2 separate regions of the Mus musculus genome follow, and region 1 is linked to region 2. Evidence: chromatin loops called from intact Hi-C (ENCODE). Cell type or tissue: left cerebral cortex. All regions are shown on one strand.

Evidence for each region. Peaks named below come from ENCODE experiments on the same cell type or tissue, not always from the same donor. Only the 100,000 strongest peaks of a DNase experiment are listed, where the experiment ranks them.
Region 1: it touches region 2 in a loop (4-fold over the local background); 4 of 42 quality-filtered maps call a loop at or near these places.

Annotation. Positions count from the first base shown.
Region 1 is chr4:22,492,442-22,500,441 of GRCm38, reverse strand. Gm30731 (predicted gene, 30731) reads right to left here. Exons shown (of 3, transcript NR_131335.1): 3 at 7,316-7,595. Among named protein-coding and RNA genes, the nearest start is that of Gm30731, 5.9 kb to the right of the region's middle. In left cerebral cortex, CTCF peaks have their summits at 110, 1,831, 3,302 and 6,571 (motif pointing left); DNase peaks (open chromatin) are centred at 76, 1,643, 1,896 and 5,295; H3K4me3 peaks cover 2,853 bases; H3K27ac peaks cover 7,480 bases.
Region 2 is chr4:22,915,278-22,923,277 of GRCm38, reverse strand. Gm52715 (a long non-coding RNA gene) reads right to left here and starts at 3,576. Exons shown (of 3, transcript XR_003955332.1): 1 at 3,518-3,576. In left cerebral cortex, no CTCF peak of the experiment used is centred here; a DNase peak (open chromatin) is centred at 3,085.

The DNA.
Region 1 (8,000 bases), 420 kb after region 2:
GTCTTAAAAGAGAGGACAAAGAAGGTGACTCATGGCCATGTGGTTATATTTTAAGAAAGCTGCAAACTCCTTCTGCCTAAAATATCTTTTCCATCTGCCAACTACAGTCTGAAGCTCCAACTGCACTACAGAGATTGTTGTTTGGTCCTTAATGTGAACCTTTAAAACTTTGGAAAAATAGGCAAATGCCATTTAGCAAATCTCAGCTTTTGATGTCTTTATATTGATTACCTTATCAGACTGGGAATCAGAGAGGGAAAAAAGAGAGTGAGCTGTCATTCATAGGAATATGTTTAACTGCTTGAAAATGTCACAAAAGAAGGACCTAGAATCTATGTGTCCAGTGTAATAGACAAAAATAAGGAGAAAGTGGCAGGTGGTGGAACAGTTCAGACACAGCCATTCTGCTTCTCTTGGTAATGACACCTCCCATACCACCACCTTAGTCCATCTTAGAGGGGATGTTCTGTGAGAAGAGACTCAAGAGTTCCCAGCAAGACAAGTTCCTCATTGGAGACATTGCTGTAGAGTGGCGTGTGTCCTGATCTATAGGATGAGAGGGGATATTGATTAATGCTCACCAGGAAGAATATCAGTCTCTAAGAACTCACTGGAAGGATTTCCATCTTCTACTATCAATAATTAAGCAACTGGGTCTATGGGGCACTTGTTGATCTTCTCTGATGACAGAGAAGGGACATTGTCTAATGCAGCAAGAGCAATAGAACAAGATCCCTTGACCAGCTTTCCCGTGGTGTGGGCCCAGGAATTGATCTTTCTCTGTACTATCTTTCTCTATAATATCTTTCTGTATACTAACCTAGTTTTGAACTCATTAGAACTAAGATCTCTATCTTGTCAGGCATTGTTTTCTTAAGTGGGAATTATAACAACATACAGCAATTAAAAAAAAAATCTTCCTCAAAGTTTTAACAAACAGATGACCAAGGAAAGGGTAGAAAGAAAAGAGGGAAAGGAAGAAACTCATTTAAGCTAAAAACTGTTTACATGCGGGGAAAGGTAAAGTTATGTAGGTAAAAGCGGTTTTTAAATTTTAAATATTTTATTGCTGTTAGCCTTTGATAACAGTATCATTATATATTCCTGAATATTTTTAAAAATAGGGGCCTTGGTAAAATGTCGATTTGATTTTGCTAAGATTTGTCCTTATATTTAGAATTAACGGCGTGGGAGGGGGGGAAATCATCTCTGTGGCCCAGTTAGATGCTAACTGCACATGGGGGAAGAATGAATATACTCTAAAAGTCTCTACAGCCTGAATTAAGTTTAATGTTCAAATGATAGAAAACCAAGCCGAATAAAAATGGAAACTATTGAGTTTTTGTTAACATTTTTCCCCCCAAAAGAATGAGCTACTGCTGTTTTTCAACGTGTCCTAAAGACTCGGTTAGCTGCTGCTCTGGATGGTTTTCCTTCGGTGATAAAAGGTTTTCTGGGCGGTTTGAGTTAAAGCTCTTATGTAAATAGAGAGGCTTACATAATGCTCTTTAAACTACAACTTTGAAAGAGGCCTGCAGCAAGCGTACAAAGTCTGTCTCTGCTGCAAATGGCCCCAGCCAAAGTCACCCAAAACTCGTTTAAGAAAACAAGAAGGGTAAACAGAGTGTAAGCGTGTTTCAGTTCGTTTGAGCTCCCAGTGTAGACAAAGAGCAAGTAAGAGGTGTTTCTCCAGACTAGCGCACGGCTTTCCGAGTGGTCTTTTGAGGAACGCTCCTGAGTGTCATTCATTTTGCATTTCCTTGTAAATTCTAAAGGGCAGACGCACCTAGCGCCCAGACTCCTCCCAGTGACTTCTTACAGTGCGTCCTCTCCCGGAAGATGCTGAACTAGTATTGAATGCAATTTCTGGAGTGGCACGGGCACGCTCTAGGGCGCCACAGCGGAGGCGTCCTCTGGCCGAGCAGAGCATCTCTCAGACCGCCTGCTCCGGGAGAGGGGAACCGAGGCAACCAGGGAAGCCGCAGCTTACGCCGGTGAGCAGAGGAGCTGGAAAGTTCGAACCCGGCAGCTGTGGCAGTGAGAGTCTGCGGGGTTTGGGGAAGAGGCATCTTTCCACCAAAGACTTCTTAGGAGAGATTTTGAGAATACACAAGGATCCAAGGCGGTCGGTTTTCTATAGAACCGGGTGCTCGCAAAAGCACTTAGTGACGCGACTCTCAGCGCGCGAGGCTGAGCCCTAGGTCGCCAACGCCAGGGTAGTTCTCCCAGGCCCCGCCCTAGCGCTTGCTGCGAGGAATTCGAGCCGAATTTACAGTCTTTACCCCCTACCCCCCCCCCCCACACCCCCTTCAATCCCATCTCCTGGCGCTGCCGCCACCTGGGAAGCTAACTTTCAGGCCCATTGCCTTCCTGGAAAGGTACTCCACCCGGGACAGGGCGTTCCGCCAGCCACTACGAAGTCCTAGCGTGCTCTGAGCAGTCTGTGGGGAGGCAGTGACCGCCACTGGCCCCTATCCTCTTCCAAGTCCTATTGGACTCTCGGGACAGTTCCACCCGGTGGGGTCTGGGGCGGGTGGCCAATCTCCTCCCCCACTGTTCACTTTCTCCTCTCGCCCCTTCCCCCATTCACTGGGACGCGTAGAAACGCTCTCACTTGCATGCCCTTTAGCCCTAGACGCCTGAAGGTAGCTGAATGGAAACACTGACACGTGAAAACTCTATTCTGAGTGACTTAGAATTGGTCGCCTTGAGGTTTTAATCTTGCCCCTCTGGTCCCGCCCAGCCTTAAGAGCAGCTGTCCTGACGCAGCCTCTGCGGTTCTTGAGGAAGGTGAGGGCGTTGGGAGGCGCACTGGGACTTGAGCGACCCGGACCATACACTGTATCTAGGAGAAAACTCCACAACCTAAAGGAATTTAACTCCTTGTGTATTGTTTCCAAACCAGATTCGCACGACAGCTTTCTTCTGAGCCCTGAGACCGTCAAGTCCCGATTTAGAAACTAAGAGAATGAACTGGCCACCACCAACCATCTGCTGGAGGTGGGAGGTGCCCTACCCCCTTTCTGGCCTTTTTTCTGCTCCCTCCCTATGTGCAACTGGTTTTCGCCTGCTGGAGACGTGCCCTCCCCCATCCCAACCCTACCCGAGGGCAGTCACGGAGGCCGAGGCCGAGGCTAGGTCAAGCAGAGGCTGATGTGCCCTGGACAGCCATGAGTGCTGTGGTCAGCATAGGTGGTATTTGGAAATATCAGCGCACCACCGATCTCTTCTAAGAGTCTTTAGAAGAACCTGATCTCCATTGTTTGGCTTTTAGTTGTCCCTCCCTTTCCCCTTGAGGACCACTAGGTGCTCTCTCATCTACAAGTTGAACCATAAGCTAAGTGATTTCTAGTCTTAAAGAAAGGGCCACGATGTTTGTTGGCTGGACGTTCTGTTTTGCTGACCTGAGAGACTAGCTGATAATACACTCTAGTCCTTGGCTACCACAAAAGGTCCTCTAGAGCTCCAGGTCCACCTGGGGACCACCTGCCAAACTCCCTGCCCTCCAGCGACCATCAGCAATGCAAAGTCAGAATGAGTTTAACTCTCTTTCTTGTGACCTCCTGTCTTGGTTCTCTCCCAGTGAATGTCTGAAAGGAAACATGACCACAGTTAAGGAAACCCCTGTGCACTTGCCTCTGTCTCCCTGAAACCTGGAAATGAAAATAGAACTCGTTTGATGTATGAGGAGATGTTATCTAATTAGGATGTAAGAAATTTAATCTTTCTAGCATGCAGGTCATATAATTAATGTTAATTTAACGCTCAAATTCTCAGTCATTAATTTTTATTCTCTTAAATGCAGTTTGGCAGGGGCCTCTGATCCAGGGCAATGGATTTTACTGGATGTGAGAGCACTCTTGGTATTAGGAGCGACTCACTGCAAACCTTCCTATCCCAATAACAAGATCACATCATGTATGCATTATTAAGCTACATAATTGAACAGTCTATAGTTTGCATATCAGACTATTAAAATAATGTGTTTTGCTTTTCTCTGAACACGTATTGTTCAAGCCTCTGCGAATATGTGGTGATTCTGATAATTATCACCAAATTACAGCAAATGTTCTCTTCATTAACATGATTTCTTTCAAGCCTTTTTAAAATGTGAATATCATTATGAATTAAGGGACTTCTTCCAAAGTTATACAAACTTTTATTTTAAGGAACTTGTCATTAGGAGAGAAAGGATGCATTTTAAAGAGTGGAACTAGAGTGATACATTTATTTGACTTTAAAATGGTTTCCTCCGGTCAAGTAAAAGTTTTCCTTTTAGCTTTCAGTTGAAGCTTCTAGGATAGAGACAAAGAGGAGAAGGGGAGACTGAAGGGAGGAGAAAGAAAATGTCAAACTTAGACGTTACTGTACAGTGAGAAGGCTGTTAAAGTCCCCAATTCTCTGCAGAAAGCTAACGTCACCAAGGAAAATCCTGACTGCTTACCTGCCCTATCATTAACGGTGGCTCTTGCTTTAAAAAGTATAAGCTCAGAATTTTCCGAAGCTAACAGTTTATTACTAACTAAACACTGTTATCCCAGTCCTGAGCTGTACTGTTGGAGAAACGATACACACGGGAATAAAACCAAAAAGACTTCATTGCAGCCTCCCCTCACAATATCTTCAAAGCTGAATAGCAGGGCTTGTTTCGTTGTTGATTTTTTTTTCCCTAACTACTGCAAAATAAAAGTCTTTTTTTAATGTGAAAGTTTTACATGGCCATCGACTTTACTTTTGAGCGAACTTTCCCTTTGAGAGATCCTGAAACTCTTATAAGGGGGCACTGTGGCCCAGGTGTTGCTGCTGCTTCACCTGTAGGTTTTGTAGGCTGTAGGTTTTGGAGCTCTCTAGTCCTTTTCTGAGTCGCCTGCGGAGCCATTTGTTGCTGTCAGTTCTGGTGGGGAGGGGGCTTCAGCCACAGGGAAAGTATTAGGAGTTTGAGAGAGTTTAGGATTTTCTTTCTTTTTTTTCTTTCTTTCTTTTTTTTCCAAACAAAATAAGACTGGAAAAGAGTAGGGGTGGACATTCTCTCAGAACCCGCAGTAATCGTCCTGCTCCTTGCTAATGGACACCGCCCCCCTCACCCCCCCCCCCCCAGCTCGGTGCTGGGGTCCCCGGGGCCCCTCTTCTGGAGGCTGCAGTCGGTTCTCTGGTAAAAAGTGCCAAGCCTTCGGCGGCACTTTTATTTTGGCTGAGAAGAGGGAGCCCTGCTCCCAGGACCAGGGGAGCTAACTGAGCCCTTCTGTTTGGATTTCCCTGCTCGCTATAGCAACCAGCAGCGTCAGGACAAAAATGCGCCCTCCCTGGACAATGGCCCGGCCTCCCGCTTCTCGCCCTTGTCTTCCTTCCCGGAAAGCAGCCAGGACCTGACTCGGCGATCGCTAGCCAGGGACCCGACCCCCTCCCCTTCTACGCCTTCCGTAGCAGTCCTTCTGGAGGTCGGGACTCCACTCCCGGACCGCTGCAGCCCCTTTCCCCACACCCCTGCTGATCTCGGGTGCAGGAGGAGGCCAGGACTGTGGGACCCCGGCCGAGAACCCGAGATCCCGCAGCAAACTTCTCAGCCAGATTGGGGGAATAAGGTGATGGTGAGCCTGTGGAACAGAAACACCAAGTTTGTTTGTTTGTTTGTTTTTTCAGGATTAAAAATTAATTGGGGTTATCCATGAAGTAGACTTCACCTGTATGGCAGGGAGCGCGCACGCGCGAACGCTCACGTAAATACAATCATCCTACGTCGGATCCTAGGCAGGAACCCCCACTTTCTTTCACTCCTCCAAGGTTAATTAAGTTCCCTTCCAAGAACTAAACTCCACGCCTATTCATTATTCCCTCCTTTTGACCTAGGGCATTAAAATAATCGGGCCTGTGACTCTGCCCAGTCCTCTCTCTATTTTGCATGCAATGCTGAAGCCAGGGCTGCCCTAGATTGCCACCGAAATTTTTCAGAAAAAGCAAAGAAGTCTCAGTATTCCCTCTACTTAAGTTTTCCTTTCCCCAGATCTTTACCAGGCAATTTACAGACCAAGGAACTGCATTCTGAAAATTCTTGCTTAGGAATAATTCCATCCTTAACTTCTTAAATATATATTCAGAGGTTCATAGGATGACTGAATTGAAAGTCGGGGACATAGGACTAGGTCGTGGGAAGCATTTGCTGCCACTGTGGTTACTGCTCTCAGGAAAACATCTCTCTCAGACACCACCCCTCTCCTGCTGGCTGAGGTCCCCAGTAGCAAGGACACAATTGCTAAGTGTACTTGTACAATTTGGAAGGGATTTGCATTCATGCTTTGTGCTGCCGGAATAAGAGAACAGAAGTCTAACTTCAACTGCAAACAGCCTGTTTCTTTCAGGGACAAAGAACCAAAACGAGCCCTTGGCTTCGCTGAAGAACTGATAACTCTTCTGTTGTGTGAGCAGGTGCGCTGCTGACCTGGCTTGCCTTCCTCTAATCAGACTGATGCACACTGCTACCTACCCAAACTTCATCTCAGAACACTTCCAAAGGCGTTAGAGCCTAGAAGGTCCCTTGAATTTACCAAAGTGTTGCCATTCCCTCTGGTGGCCATCCATCCACCTGCCTTAGGGTAAATTAGAGAAAAAACACACACCTTTAGGTTTCATTGTTAGAAATTTATTTAACCTTTGGTACTTTGACAATGAAATTTCAAGGAAGTGAACTAAAAGGCACAGAGCCCTTCATGTTCTGTTCCTGAGATTTCAGCTCCTCCACACAGGGTCTGTCTAGCTTGTCCCTGAAATGCATCCTTTATATTTACACCTTCTTCTGGCCTCATATTCAACACTCAAAACTTAGCAGGCTTTCTTTGGTAGTTTACTCCAAGTAATCCCAGAAACAGCTTACACTGCCTGGGTTATGTGGTGTTAGAAGTCTTCAAACCTGTTTATAAAATGTTCACTTTGTGAGTACAAGGAGTGGGTCATTTTAATGAGGAGATCCATAGCTTGAAGAAGGGAAAAGAAATTAATGAATGCAAACAGTTCCAAATCCAAACAATGTCAAATCCTACTGAACGGTACATTTTCAATGGACTACTTGGTAGGTAGTTAAAAATAAACAGAATTGTGTGCATACAAGCAACCAACAAACTAACTTGCCACGTATATGAGTTAAGGAGCTTCACCTTTCAGAAAGTTTGTGCTTCTTCACCTTTGCTTTTGCTTTGTTCTGTTTTTCCATTGATGTGGGGACAGACAAACATTCAGCAATTTGCAAAATGTATTTATACATGGAACATAAAATTCTAAGTGGCAGATCTTTATTCAAGAGACAATGCATAGCTATTTAATTACAATTAATTTTTTCAGGTAAATTTTATTTTGTATCTCCTAAGAACATACAACTTGGAAATGCATTTTCTAGGCTCCTTATAAATGGATTCCCCAAGGCCTCAGTTCTTGAAGCTTAAAGGCAGTTTTCATTAAAGCAACCAGCTGCCTCTTTGTGTGGAGTGGTCCTTAAAGCTGTAGCTCTGAGGTCGGAGCCTCAGTTTTGACATTCTGTAGACTCTGGGCAAAGACGTTCCATTCAGATGTGGGGAGAAGAGGTCTCCATCAAGCAGCTGCTGGCACTAGAAGAGCAGAAAGAAAGGAGAGGGGGAGGAGGAGGAGGAGGAGGAGGAGGAGGAGGAGGAGGAGGAGGAGGAGGAGGAGGAGGGTAATCCCACCCAAGGTGGATGTACCTTTTTTTTAAAGCAATGATCGCCTTTACATAATTTTAAGCCAGTTGTCACTTTTACTCTTCCAATGACCATCTAAGAAAATCCCTTTTGTTTTCTGTTGTTACCTGATTTCTACTTTACTGAGATTGCATAACGAAGCAAAATGTAAATCTATCAAATGAATGTCATCTCTCCTGTTTCAGTGTCTTCAGTTCAGTGTACAAAAATGGTTAGGTACACCTTCGGTCAATTTCTAGCATAAAGAAATACATAAACAACATTTTATGTATTTATGAAGTGAAAGTGTTTGCTAGT
Region 2 (8,000 bases):
AGCAAGCCTTCCAGTGGAGAGCCTGGGACACCAGCTCAGCTAAACACCTTCAACCTTCAATTTGTCCTGCCTGCAGGGATGTTCTGGTGTAAAGGTGTCACAGAACTTGTGGGGCTGGCCAACAAAAGACTGGTTCAACTTGAGACCCATGCCATGAAACTGAGCAGTGAATGGGTTTAACCTTCAGCTTCCTGGATGGACATAAAACAGAGGCTGGCTAGCCCAGAGTCTTAGGATTGATTCAAACACAACAATCAAAGCAAACAAAGAGACAAACAAAGTCAATGAAATGATTCCTGATGAGATTCTGCTACACTGATAGACAAGAGCCTATCATAGTTATCCTCATAAAACCTTCATCCAGCAAATGATGGAAGTGAACTCAGAGACCCATAGCTAAACATCAGGCAGAGCTTGGGAATCCCAAAGAAGAGGGAGAGGAAGAACTGTAGGAACCACAAGGGTCAAAAACATTACAAGATCATGGCTTAGAGAATCAATCAACCAGGGCTCACAGGGCCTCATAGAGACTGAGATGACAATCAGAGAACCTGCAAGGATCAGATCTAGGAATTCTGTTATAGTTATGTAGCTTAGTGTTTTTGTGGGACTCCTACCAGTGGGAGCAAGGGGCAGTCTCTGACTGTATTGCCTGCATTTGGGACTCTTCGTCTTACTGTGTTATCTCGTCCTGTCACATATGGAGTATGCGCCTAGTTTTATTATAACTTGTTAGCCCATGTTTCGTTGATATCTCTGAAAGCCCTGATCTTTTAGAAAGGGAAACAGATAAGGAATGAATCTGGAAGGGAGGTGAGATAGAAGGGTGAGGTACTGGGAGTAACAGAAGGAGGAGAAACTGAAGTCAAGATGTAATATATGAGGGGAAAATTAACCAATTCATGAATATAGCTTGGAGGCTAGGAGATTGCTCAGTGGTTAAAGAGCAAGCAGATTATCTAAGTTTGCTTTCCAACAGCAGTGTCAAGTGGCTAACAAACACCAGTAACTCAAGCCCCATGGGATTTAACACCTTTCTGCTTCTGCCAGTTCCTGTACTCATGGGAACATATAACACCTCGTGTGTGTGTGTGTGTGTGTGTGTGTGTGTGTGTATGTGTGTGTGTGTGTGTGTGTGTATGTGTGTGTGTGTGTGTGTGTGTGTGTGTGCGTGTGCGCATGTGTGCATGAGAGAGAAACTAATATTTAAATCTAATGATTTACTTAGCAACAAAAGAGTTTGAATGAGTCATAAGTCCTCAGAAATCCAGGCATACCTTTACCACAAATATCTGGTTTCTCTGGTGAATATTAATTTTTAGAGTAATTACTTAACATTAATATCTTGATTAATAATAACATTAGCACACAGTAATTTTTCTGCTATCATTCATTAAAGATTGCACATCTCCCAATTGGTAGCTTCTAAAAGAGGAGTAAGAAGGTAAGATTAAAAGGTATATTACAATTTAAAAGCATATTTAAAGCTAGAATTTTCCTAACAAGTATATTACTTAACTGGTTATATTATTTAGCTTCCTTTGAAGGCCAAAAGTACATTATTGTTGAAGGAATACTGTGACAACTTGTCCTCTAAAACCTCTTATAAATGTTTATTATTCATCTGCTAATTATTTTTGGAAGCTCAAGTAGTCTATGAGGGTGAATAATAAATAAGAGCAAAGTCATTAGTCAAACAGCCTCAGATACCTATCAACCAAGCTCTATGTCATCTAAAAGAAGGACCCCAGACTTGACAAAGAAAATGCTTGAGTATTGGTTAAAAGCAAAACTGGCAGAATCTGGTCTAACCCAAGACCAAACTGAGATAGCTTTCCATTCGCAATACAGTAGAGAGAGTACATATCTACTGAACCTTGGACAACTCATTGAAGAACGAGCTTGGGTCAGTCAAACAATTGTGTTTTAGAAAGCCAACCTTGGGGATTGCAACCCCATAGGAAGAACAACAATATCAACTAACTGGACCACGCAGAGCTCACAGGAATTAAACCACCAACCAAAGAGTACACATGGCTCCAGCTACATATATAGACGAGGATTGAGGGGAGACCCTTGGTCCTATGGAGGTTTGATACCCCAGCATAAGGGGACAATAGAGTGGTGAGGCAGAAATTGAGGTATAAGTGGCAAAGCACTATCAGAGGCAAAGATGAGGAGGGATGGGTTGGGGGATTTACAGAGGGAAAACCAGGAAGCAGGGAAATATTTGAAATGTAAATAAATAAAACAACTAATAAAAGAAAAGGAAAGGGAAGGGAAGGGAAGGGGAGGGGAGGGGAGGGGAGGGGAGGGGAGGGGAGGGAAGGGAAGGGAAGGGAAGGGAAGGGGAAAGGAAAGGGATGGGAGGGGAGGGGAGGGGAGGGGAAGGGAAGAGAGGGGAGGGAAGGGAAGGGAAGGGAGGGAAGGGAAGGGAGGGACAGGGGGAGGAGGAGAGGGAGGGGAAGGGGAAGGGGAAGGGGAAGGGGAAGGGGAAGGGGAAGGAGAGGAGAGGAGAGGAGAGAAAGCCACCATTAATGTAGAATTACAGAGCATTTCCATGCAACTCCCTCATACCATCCCCTGCCCTGCCCCCACTGGGAGGAACATGGGCTTAAACTTGCAAAGCTATGCAGAAGTCTGAATTGGACTTAACCAGAGTGAACTGCTTGCTTATCTTGGGTTACAAGCAGAACAGTCAAGTTGGAGCCAGGGGATTTGAAAGTGAAAGGAAGACAAGTGCAAATCCCACTAGCTTAGGTCTTTCTCTCAAACTCACAGATCAAATGGAGCTTGCTCATTTACAAAACTCCAAAAAGCAAAGCATAGGAAGTCCTCTCCTTATATACCTGGAATTGTTAACAACAACAAAAAGTTGTTTTGCCTAGTTTGTGAGAGATACAGAAAAAAAATGAACTAAAACTGTAGCACATAGACTCATTTTCTTGTCTCTTTCAAAGCAGGGAACACTAGTCTGACTGTTGAATTTGACTTAAAATAATTAAATCCAAATAAGATGCTTTCTACCACCTTGCTGATGCATGCATGCAACACTGTCCTCCTCCGGATTTTAAGAAACATATGTTTGCATTGTGTGTCTACTAACAAACCAATGCTCCTGGGCCGTCTTTCTGCCTCTCCTTGCCTGCCTCAACAAGCCGTACATTCTGTGAGTTTCAGATGAAATATCTCATTTGTTGTCATTGTACGAGATCGTTTAATATTCTATGGGCACATGCCATATGTTTTGAAGGAAGATGATAAGTCCTGTTTTGTCACTTGTTCTTGGCAAAAATGCAAAAGGAAGGAAAAACGGAGACATTTTCCATATATGAAGCTTTAAGAAAATATTGGGGAAAATATTGCAAACCGAATGATAATGTGCTGAGTGTGAATTTTATTGGTGGAGGAGGAAGTTCACAGTTCTCTTCTACTGCTTTACAATAGACAGTGCTGTGCACAGAACGTTGGCAAGCATGGACTATGTCATACAATAATAAATCCAAATTCTACTCACCATGTGAATGACAACCTTTTTTTGTCCATGTATAATAAGTTCAGCATTCAGTTATTTTCTTAAATAAAACAAAGTGACATGGAGTGAATTGTAACATGACTCATAGGTAAACACTCTGCTATGAGATTAAGGAATTAAATGCCTTAAAATAGTAGAGTTAATATTTGGGGGAAGAATAAACAATACAATTAAGTAATAAATAATAACAGTATCATAGTGATAAGAAATCAGTGGGAAACACTAAGTTGCCTTCTGCAGTCGATTATTTACATTATGTCAAAACTACATATAACCCTCACATATACACTTTAAATTTTAAATATCTGATTTATGTATTACAAGCAAAACCCTAATATGTGGTTGTAATAATATCAGTGTATAATTGAGACATTTTGGAAATAGGGAAGATACGTGTCACACATGTCTAAACAATGCTTCAATCATATAGATCAATGCTAGAAAGTAAGTGCAAGTATTGTCACTCCAAGGAAAACAGAGGCACAAGGCCATCCTGAGTCAGGCATTATATATTTAAATAATTTACAATAAAGCCCAAGGAAAGATATGTATTCCTTTAATAAAGTATATGATGATGTCTAAATAAATAAATAAATAAATAAATAAATAAATTATAATTTATTCAGTGGGCTACAAATTATATTCTTCAAACAATTATAACATAAACAAATAGAATAAACTAAAGAAAAGATTTGACTCTGGAGGAAGCCCTCATCTTCAGAAACTGTTACAAGAACCAATGATGCCCAACCCCAGAATACCTTACCTAATTCTGTGCTTGGTATGGTTATGGTTTTCTCCACAAAGTGGCTCACTGTGTGACTTCATGTACATGAAATACTGCCCTCACTTTTGTGGTTCTGAATTGGATCCAACTAAACTTCCATCTCATTATGAAGTTGGCCTTAACTCATAAAAGAACATTCTGTAATTAATATTATGTATCCCCAGAGAAGAGGTGGGGATAAGAGAATGTTCTGTGTATCTTGTTGACTGAGCCCACTAGTTGCCATGAAAGCACACACCTTCCTCTCTGGGAAGTTTACATGACAGCCTTTCAAGAGAGATGTGCTTACCCTGTTAAACTGATGAGCTAAGGACCTCGGCCCTGCAGCTCCTTGAGATAAATTCTATCTGTCTGAAAATCTATCTAGACAAAAGTGTGATGGCAAGAAGAACAAAGAAAAAAATTTACTTCAAAAATACAAAATTATAATCATTTCCTTTACATTTTACAAAAATTAATATGATATCAATAAATACAAGAGATCACATGCTACTGCCACTTTATTTATAGCAATTCAAGAACCTTAATACCATACTTGGGAAAGAAACTTGGCTAAATAGACATTGTTTCCTACTATATGTGTTCAAATGGCTACCCACAAAGCAACTGTGTGCTGTATCACACAGAGATACAATAAGACCAGCACTACACAAAATGCAGGCCATATATACACACACACGCATACATACATATACATACATACATATATACATAGTCCTAGCCAGAGTTGAGAAAGCCATGGGAAGAAAGTCACTGAGCAGCACCCCTCTCTGGTCCCTGTATCAGGATGTTCCTGCCCTTTTTGAGTTTTGGTCCTGACTTTCTTCAAAGAGGAATGGGTGTGTAGAATTAGAAGCGCCAACCCCTGCCCACAAAAAAACAAAACAAAACAACAAAACAACAACAACAACAACAACAACAACAACAACAAAAACTCTTTCTTTTCCAGGTTGCACTGGTCATGGTGTTTCATCATAGCAATAGTAACCCTAATGAACAGGTAACTAAGTGGACTTGTGACCTGATCCACAGGAATGAATTTTATTTGATGATATTATAGTCCTGCTCAAAAGCCATGGCTGGGAATGTCCTAGGCCCTTATTGATTTAATTTTTAAATTGGTAATAATTCTATCAGAAAATAGCCTTAAACATATTGGCTGAAAGACATACTGAGCAATATAAAGTAAATAAATATCAATGTTTGCTAGTACAATACAGAGAACATGAAGAAGAGGGAAGAGGACAAAGAGGGGGAGGAGCATTTTCCTGTGAGCTGTTTCCAAGTTTTGCAATGTGATTCCCCACCACCTCTGAAGACTTTAGAGTAATTCTTTCAAAGACATTCCCCTGAATAACCTCAATAAAGCCATCAAAACCAGGAAGTTATGTTGATACATTAGCATCATAAAATCCACACACTTCCCTCAAGTTTTACCACTTTGTCCTGTAATGTCATTAGTGAGAGAAAGATACCCCAAATCAGTGTTACCTGGGGTGTTATCTCTCTTGTCTCTTACATCCCCAGAAGCTCAGTTTCTTCTTGTCTTGCATGACCTTGGCACTGAACAATATGTTTCTTTATGATTAGAGTCAGAATTTTATTTATTTGAAAGGACATTTGGTATGTTATTTCTTTCTTTGGCTTATTACCTTGTACTTGACTTTAAGCTGCTTCATTATTTATAATGCTATGTTTATCATTTGTTTAAGATTTGGGTAACCATATTTCTCCATTGTAAAGCTTTTTTTTCTCTCCTAATAACTAGTAGTTATTTAGGAGGAGGTGCTGGAAGATCACATTAATTGTCTATTCCTTGACCAAGCTCCTACACAGTGATGTTTAGCCCCCATTGTTGTTTACCAAATGGTAATTTTCTTAATTGTTTTTCATACACTGTTAGTTGGGGAAACTGTTCTCTTTTCAGCACTGGTTTGTATATATTTCTGGACAGTTTGTCATATTGAGAGTCAGGTTATCCCGGGTTGGGCAGAACTCTGCAACTGGCTTATGCTGGGCTGTGCTTTGATCTAGTGTCCACCATGTTCTTTGAACTCTCTGGTTTCTGGACAAGAACTTCAAAAGTTATCATTTACTTATACTTTCTAAAGAGATCCGGTTTCCTCTAGAAAAGAGTTCTCTTGAAGAAACTAAAGACCCAGGGTTGTAGACAGCTCAGTGGTTGGTTCAGAGTACTTACTGCTTTTTCAGAGGCCTGATTTTGCTTCCCAGCACTGACAACTGTCTGTTAATGCAATTCTATTGTATCTGATGCCCTCTTCTGGTCTTTGTGAGTACCAGGGACAAGTAATAGGCAGACATACATGCAGGGAAATTATTAGGCGATAGATATTCATACACATACATTCAGGCAAATACTTATAAAATGAAATAAATAAGTCTAAGCAAGAAAAAAAGGGACTGAAGATCTAGAAACTACATGAGTTGTTAAAGTGTTATTCGTGCTAGACTTTGATATGTAAGTCCAACTCCATCACAGAGTGGAATAGTTATTTTTCTTATATTTGTGTCTAAATACCTGATAAAAACAACTTGGAGAAGGTGAAATCATGGGGTGTAAACACACCACAGTGTGTGAGGAAGGCACAGCAGAGACAAGGTCTTGCTTTCTGGAATGAGGAGGATGAGCAATGAATGCTGCCACTCCCCTCTCTTCTTCTTTTTACACAGAGACCTCACCCCATGCTAGTGTCTCCTTCACGTTTAGGGTCGATCTTCACTCCTCAGTTAGTTCTCTTTTAAATCACCCCCAACAGACATAAACAGAGATTCATTTCTTAGAGATTCTAAACTCAGGCAAGCTGCTAATGAAGATTAGCCATCAAATGATTTGTTCCAGTTTTCCTCCAAGAATGCATGAAATTGTCCTCTTCAAAAACTAGAAGCTTTCGTTCTGTTATTGTCATTATATTCGATTATACAGCATATTCTCTTTACTATGCTTGTCATCTAATTTTCCATTTGCCCTGTGCTACTACCATCATCCACCCACAATGGCATCCTTTGTGAATGCATATGGATGCTAGCACCCACAAGATGATTCCCCTGTGCACTCCACCTCCCACTTGAAGATGCTCATCCTGATCAACTCTGGTTAATAGTTCTGGTGTCGAATTCTTCAGGAATAAAGGTAGGAAACGAGAAAGATAGGAAAAAGATTCTCCTTGACAGTTTACTAGAATTATATCTTGAGGATGTTTTCTCATTTAATAACATCCTTATATATAGATTACTCCTAATCTCCTTTGTATGCCCATTGGAAGGACATAAACAATATAAAATGATGCAAACAAAATTTCAGTTGGAAGAATTCAAGAACACTTCGGATCAGTATGGAAGCAGAGTGTTCATCATATCTGCATGTTGAGACCTTTCTGAACATAAAAGTGCTTTCAGACATATGCTCTCCTCCACAAAACCCAAGGCAGATGAAAGGAATGGCCCCAGGAACGTTAGTGCTACTTTGATTCCACATCTCTTCCTACTCACGTGCCAGTTTGTACTACTTGTGTGATCTTGAGTGCTTACCTAACATTTCTATGAGCTGACTTCATTATCCATGAAAAGCAAAGTCTTGCTTCCTTGTCGACATCACAGGAATGTCATCTTGATTTTCATGAAGTATACACTATTTTGAATTTCTCAGAAATAGTATAT